2 separate regions of the Mus musculus genome follow, and region 1 is linked to region 2. Evidence: chromatin contacts called from ENCODE Hi-C or POLR2A ChIA-PET data. All regions are on one chromosome and are shown on one strand. Each heading gives the region's core, a stretch centred on a gene start or an enhancer-like site at or near the end of the contact. The rest is flanking DNA. Distances are from core to core; before and after follow the strand shown. Region 1 holds the start of Ahsa2 (AHA1, activator of heat shock protein ATPase 2). Region 2 holds the start of Xpo1 (exportin 1).

Evidence for each region. A loop is a pair of places that touch in the nucleus more often than their neighbours do. ChIA-PET counts read pairs that join two places held with the same protein, here RNA polymerase II (POLR2A).
Region 1: a map of heart shows a loop between it and region 2 (11-fold over the local background). The contact joins the promoter of Ahsa2 here to the promoter of Xpo1 in region 2. A Hi-C loop is called at or near these places in 1 of 37 maps with a recorded cell type or tissue (heart). POLR2A ChIA-PET finds 5 or more read pairs at or near these places in 1 of 5 experiments (embryonic stem cell).

Annotation. Positions count from the first base shown.
Region 1 is chr11:23,495,904-23,499,322 of GRCm38, reverse strand. It overlaps Ahsa2 (AHA1, activator of heat shock protein ATPase 2), which reads left to right and starts at 1,284. Exons shown (of 9, transcript NM_172391.4): 1 at 1,284-1,548; 2 at 2,442-2,632. The coding sequence starts at 1,469. It overlaps 1700030C12Rik (RIKEN cDNA 1700030C12 gene), which reads right to left and starts at 1,562. Exons shown (of 3, transcript NR_166706.1): 1 at 1,412-1,562; 2 at 738-861.
Region 2 is chr11:23,254,397-23,257,511 of GRCm38, reverse strand. Xpo1 (exportin 1) reads right to left here and starts at 1,471. Exons shown (of 26, transcript NM_001035226.1): 1 at 1,352-1,471; 2 at 795-868.

The DNA of each region.
Region 1 (3,419 bases), core at 35-2,534, 240 kb before region 2:
ATTGTTATGGTCTATAAATGCCCCCCCCAGGGGGTGTGGGAACACCATGGTTTTGTTCACTAGCTATTGACCCAGTACTTTTTCTAGGACAGTTTCTTTCGGGGCCACCTTCCCCACTCTTTTACTTTTTCCATTGTTTCTTTCCCATTTTTGCAATGTCTTATTGGAGGTCATTTTTAAATCGCAGATCTGAAGAGTGCTTCAGGGTCCATTGGTCTCCTAGACTCACAATCGAGTTACATTCCAGTAAATTTATTTCTACTGGGAGTAGTTCTTGTATATTTTGGTATTTATACATTTTAGTGATTGTAGCAGCTTCTACCCTCAGAAGTCTTATTTTCTGTCAGGTTCAAATGAACATATCTAAATCTTATCATGAAATGTTTTATCAGGAGCAAACAGAAGAACTGGATGAAAAGTAGGCACACAAAGTACACGCCAATCATCGCTAGAGTCTTGCCTTCTGTCAGCTGTGCCTTTGGTATGATCAGTTGAACTAACAATGCCGTTTGATTTGGGGGGGGGGGTCACAGCATTGCTTCAGCAGTTTGAATGATGTAACTTCTCGAAGAACACATCGAAATGCAATAGCTCCAATAAACACCATAGCCCTTTCAGCTTGTTTTGCTGATAAGCAGACCACTGAATGGCAAGTGCACAGAGCAGCCAGGTCCTTCCCCATCTCCCATTGAACTACCTATTTTATTTGTTAAAATAATCTCCTAAGAAACACTTTCCAGATGGTGGCTTCAGTTTTTGCTAGAAGGTGAAAAACGATGGAAAGAATTAATAAACCCTTATTGTAACTGTATCCACAATCCCAGGCACTTGCAAGCACGATCTTTTGTCTCTAGAGGATCACTGCATGGAAAAAAAAAAAGCATTCTTTCAGTAAACCCTCGCGGGCCTCTGCTTAGGGACCTGCGCAGCTCCCATCCCAAGGGCCTCAGAAAATGGACAACCCGCTCTGGTACGAGCCCTGGGCGGAGTCTCGGTCGTTCGTAGAAAGCCCTGGCCAGAAGCCTCGCTGGGCAGCAGGAGCCAGCGGCAAGAACAAGGCGAACCAGGGGTTACAAAGCGGAGGGCTAGGGCCAGGGCGGAGCCTTAGGACCGGGGGGCGGGGCGAAGTCGGGGAGGAGCCTAGCAGAAGACAGCGCCAGGAGGCATAGGGCGGGGTCTTAGGGCAGAGAGGCGGGGCGAAGTCGGGGGTGGGGTGGGGGAGAAGCCTGCAGAGGGCGGCGCCCAGAGGTGTGGCATATTGGGGGCGTAACCGGGCTTGGGGCAGAGTCGATGTGGGGTGGAGCTGGCTGCGGGGAGCGGACAGCGGGGGGCGGGGCAGGCTGTGGCCGGGGCGGCCCGGGGCGGGGACTTCTGGCACTTTCTGGGAGCTGCGGGCGATCGGCTCACAGACCTTCTGGCCGGAAACCCGCGCGCTCCCGCTACCAGGGCCGTCGTCGTCAGCGCCGCCATGGCCAAGTGGGGCCAGGGGGACCCGCGCTGGATCGTGGAGGAGCGGGAGGACGGGACCAACGTGAACAACTGGCACTGGTGCGGTGGGCCCCGGGCGCGAGCAGGCGGGCGGGCTCCTGGGAGGGCCGCGCGGCGCCGCAGCACGGCTGCCCGTGGCGGGAGACGGTTCCTAACTGCGCTGGTCCTACGGCTTCAGGCTCCTCCTGAAGTTGGGCGAGCTCCAGAAGGGACTTCTGTCTCACCCTACCGGACAGCTGTGCCTCGGTCGCCCCTCACCCAGCCATCCTCGGCCTTGAGATGCGTAGTGCGCGTGCGTGCGCCGACGGTGCTGTGTCCGTGTGCAGTAGGAAGGCAGGGACTTGGATCTCACTTTCTTTGCTTTGTCTCAGTTTGCACTAGTTATCTGCCCCCCTTTGTGTCTCAGGAATACCGGGAGATGTCTGCCTCTTTGGCGGGCATTGGGGAAAGCTGAGGGAAGCAGAGCCCAGACTGCACCATAAGATGACTTAGCTGTCCTGAAAGAATTATGTTCTAGGCTGGATTCTATGATTAGGACACTGACGTCTCAGGCTGCTCTTTGTCCCCTTAGATGAGAACATTAGAGAGAATGCATAAGATAAATATGGAAATGCCAGATAACTGATATTGTGGTTAAGGCTATTTAAATGACTACCACCGTTACAGGTGGCCGCAGCTTAGCCAATCCATTTCCTGGGGTGGAGATTGCTGGACCCTTTTCCCCGGGGCCATTGTTTTTAAGATTACCCATTATTATATGGTGAATAATAGTGTCTTAAGAAACTGAGCAACAGGCTTAGAAGATACCTAGTAGAAACCTCGTCAGAGAAGCACATTTGCGAGTTGGAGGCTGCTTGAATACCAGGACTCACCTGGTCTGGGTTTGGATGGCATCCTGGCTGCTCAGATGGAGACCAGCTGGGCCATTCACCTGTCTTTCTATTCTCTGGCAGGACAGAGCGGGATGCCACCATTTGGTCCAAGGGGAAGCTCCGAGAGCTCCTGGTTGGCATTGCTATGGAGAATGAGGCTGGCCGATGTGAGATCAGTGAGTTGAAACAGGTGGAAGGTGAGGCTTCATGTAACAGCCGCAAAGGGAAGCTTATTTTCTTCTATGAGTGGAACATCAAGCTGGCCTGGAAAGGTAATGGGGGTCCTGGCAAGAGGCAGGTTGGGGACACCCTGTGTACAGTCTTAACGTTTAGTAGCAGTAGCTGATGTTCGGATGTGCTTGGTGTTGCTATGTTCTGAAAGCTGCACTTCACTACTCTAGATGCCTGAGGGGCAGTTCTTTCTCAGTTAAGCCCTTTTACCAGCATCTGTGACTAGGGCCTTAATGCAGCTGCCACCTGCCACCCTTCCTCCACAGATGCCTGCTTCCCTTAAAAATGTTTAATTATTTCAAAACTTAAAAAATTATTTCTGTGTGTGTGCGCACATACTTGGGTGTCGTAGCACGTGTAGAAGGCAGAGTTGGTTGGTAGCAAGTGCTTTTGCCTCTTGCTAGCTTATCTTTGTTGTCTTAATTCTATTATGTGTGTGGGCATGTGTGCCATGGTGGGCATGTGAGGTGCAAGGACACAGGAATTTAATTCAAGTCACTAGGCCCCAGCAGTAAGTTCCTTATCCATTGAGCCATCTTGTCAGCCCTCCCTTGGGGACTTTATCCTAAGATTGGGTTCTTTGGACAATCCATATAGATAGAATCCTGTCATACATAAAACTCTCTGCTTTCATTCCACCTTGTACCATGTTTTAGTACTTTATGCTGTTTTTATGTGCATTGTGTGGACAGAGCACATTTTATCTCTTTACCTGTTGATGGACCTTTTTGTTCATAGTTGTCTTGACTTTACCAAGACACGTGGTACTTAGCTTATGGTTCAATACTTGTTGACATGACCAAAGGTCAATCATAGGGAAAGGGAGAG
Region 2 (3,115 bases), core at 222-2,721:
AGACCCGGCGCCTAAGTTCACCGCCCTATTCTCTATGCAGCATGTCCTCTGAGTGATCCGAGGTCCCGCCTCGGCGAGTATTCAGTGCATCCTCTACCACCACTTCCTCTCCTACACCGCAAACTCAAGAAACCAGAAGGAGGAGCAGGGAGGGCATCATTCACTGTCCACGGCCAGCAGTACACGGTTTCACCAAGACATATATGCCCCGGGCGAAAACAACCTACAACACGGAACCCCAACTGCAGGCCCCCGAAAAAAAGAAATTAACTCCTCTTTCCTACTTCTTGTTATACACACACTCACAAAACCAACAACAACAAAAATCACCCACAAGGCTTTCGAGTTTCTTCACATAAGAAGGGACTCGGTAGCCCCTCCCTCCCCCATCCCAAGCTCTCCACCGAGGGGGCCACGTGATGCAGGCGGACGTTTCAATGCTGCTGCACTAAATATTTCTGGAAACTTCCACTCCTAATAATTTACAGAGACGTTCCCGAAATCACCCCCGACTCTCCCCAGCCCTTTGGACTGGGGAAGCCCTTCCACCCACGCGCAGGGGCTCAGCCTCACTACCACGCTCCTCGCCTTCCTCCACCGCCACCCGCACACGAAGATGACCCAGCAAGCGCTCCCCTCCCGCGGCCGCCTCCCCACCTCCATCACCGAGCGACAGAAGCGCTTCCATTCAATCTCAGGCTCCGCCGAGGGCCCCGCGCCCGCCGCCCGCCTCGCCTCATGCCCGCCGCGCCGCCGCCGCCCGACCCTCGGCCCCGAGCACACGACCGACTTACCCAGAAATTCAACCAACTGCTTCTTCCTTCCTTGTCCGGGCTTGGGGCGAGGGAAGGTGGGGAGGAGGGAGAGGGGAGGAAATCAAGGTGGGTTTCACAGTTTTCCCACCTTAAACAAAAAAGAAATTAAAAAGCAGAGAAGGGCAAAAAAAAAAAAAAAAGCTCAGTATTTACTATTCTAGGGACAACTCCACCCAACACACACTCACGCACACACACGCGCGCACGCACACACACGCGCCCCACCAAAAAGGGGAATTAATCCGAGAAATAAATGCTCCCGCCCGGCTGGGGAGGGAAGGAAGGGGGAGGGGAGCGGGCCAGTCCGTGAGACAGAGCCCAGGACCCTCCAGCCACAGGCGGCGGCGGGAGCAGCAGCGCGAGTCCGTACGGCCGGGGCCGCTCTGCCGCCAGTTGCAGTCCGGCTCCCCCTACCACACAGGGCTCCCTCGCTCACGCCGCTCCGGCGCCGGGCCCCCCCACCCGAGCTAGCCTAAACTTTCCCCCCTTCGCGTGCTCCTCAGCGACTGGTGCCTCCCCCCTCCCCCTCGGGATGGTTGCACGACTGCTGCAGCAAAGGCTGGAACAGGCACGGCCGCCGGGGCTGTAGCTACTGTTGCTCTTGCTGATGCTGAAGCTCCCGCTGCTCCTGCCGCGGCCGCTGCAGCCGCTTCTCCCCCTCCTCCTAGTGCCTCAAACTCGGAACCGGTTGAAACCGGTTCAGACTGGGAGATTCCATCTCGGTTGAGTTTTCAGCCCATGGCGCCGCGGAGCGTTTGGAACCTGGGCCTCCGCCCCCAGGCCGCGCGCCCATTGGTCGGCCCCGGCCACAGCCGCGCCATCAGCCTACCTCTTATTGGTCGGAGCGCCCGTCAATCCCACCTCAAGGCTCCACACGAGCCTGCCGCTTAGGCCCCCGCCTCTTTCCAGCAGTGATTTGCCCGCAGAGTGGGGGAGGGGAGGCGGGGCGGGACGCAAAGGAGTGAGGGGGGGGTGGAGGAAGAGAAGGTGGGACGTCGAACAGAGCCCAGCAAAGAGGAGAGCGGAGAAGCCTCACAGAGGATTGGCTTGAGTGAGCTGTCAGTCAAGTGCAGCCCGCCTTCTACATCCCTTTCCCCTCGAGTGGCTCCCCCTCTCGGTCCCTCGCTTGTAAGCCCGGCCTTTCCGGCTCGCCCATTGGCTGGGCGCCTTTGGTGACGGAGAGGGTGGGGTTCGCCCGTGAGCAGAAGGCAGCGCGGGTTTGAGCGCCGCGCGCGTTGCTCGTCTTTCTGCTTTCCCCCCCTCCCCGTTCCCTGGCGGCCCGCCCCCTCGAGCTCCCGCCAACCTCAGGGGCCTCGTCCTGGGGCCCCAGCATCCGCCCTTAGGATGGGGTCTGTGCTCGGAAAAGGGAGGGCACACCCTGTTTCTACATGGAAATAGACGGCCGCGAAGGACCGAAAAGAACACATAGGTGCCGGATGGTAGGCCCTGGGCCTTGGATCCGTTGTAGAGGCCTGGGTTTGGGCACCGCATGGGAACGTGAATAGCACGGGCCGAGGTTGGCATAAACGGGCGTGCAGTTTGGGCGCCTGGAAACGGTTGTCTAGTTAGTTATTGGACGAGCCTCCTTAAAAATTTAACTCTCTACCGGGCAGAGGTGGCGCATGCCCTTAATCCCAGCACTTGGAAGGCAGAGACAGGGATTTCTGAGTTCGAGGCCAGCCTGGTCTACAGAGTGAGCTCGAGGACAGCCAGGGCTACACAGAGAAACCCTGTCTCGAAAAAAAACAACAACAAAAAATTAACTCTCCCCAGACTGCTTCAACAAGAAGTTATTTCTAAAAATTAGTCCTAACACATTGAAAATCCTGTTGCTAACTTAACAATGCGTATAGACAGATTTTGTGCCAACTTCTTTTAACTTGGTGCGTGCCCTTATTATGCCACGCCCCTAGGTTAACCCATGGCTCCCAAGTGCCAGGTCAGTTTTGCTGATTAGGGTTGCTTAAAACAACCAGCAGTTGGGTGGTGGTGACAGAGGCAGAGGCAGGCAGATCTCTTGAATTCAAACAAGCCTGGACTACAGAGCAAGCTCCAGGACAGCCAGAACTACAAAGAGAACCCTATCTGGGGGAAAAACAGCCAGCAGTCCACCAAAATCGACTGGTCTGTTGTGCCACAACATTTATTAAGTCAACACAGTTGACCTGGCATATTGCACAGGCCTGAACTCCCAGCACTTGGGAAGAAGTGACAGGAAGAATAGGAATGCAAGGCCATCCTCAGCTACAGAATAAATTCAGTGTCAGCTGGAGGCAGAAGATGCTATCCCTATACACAAA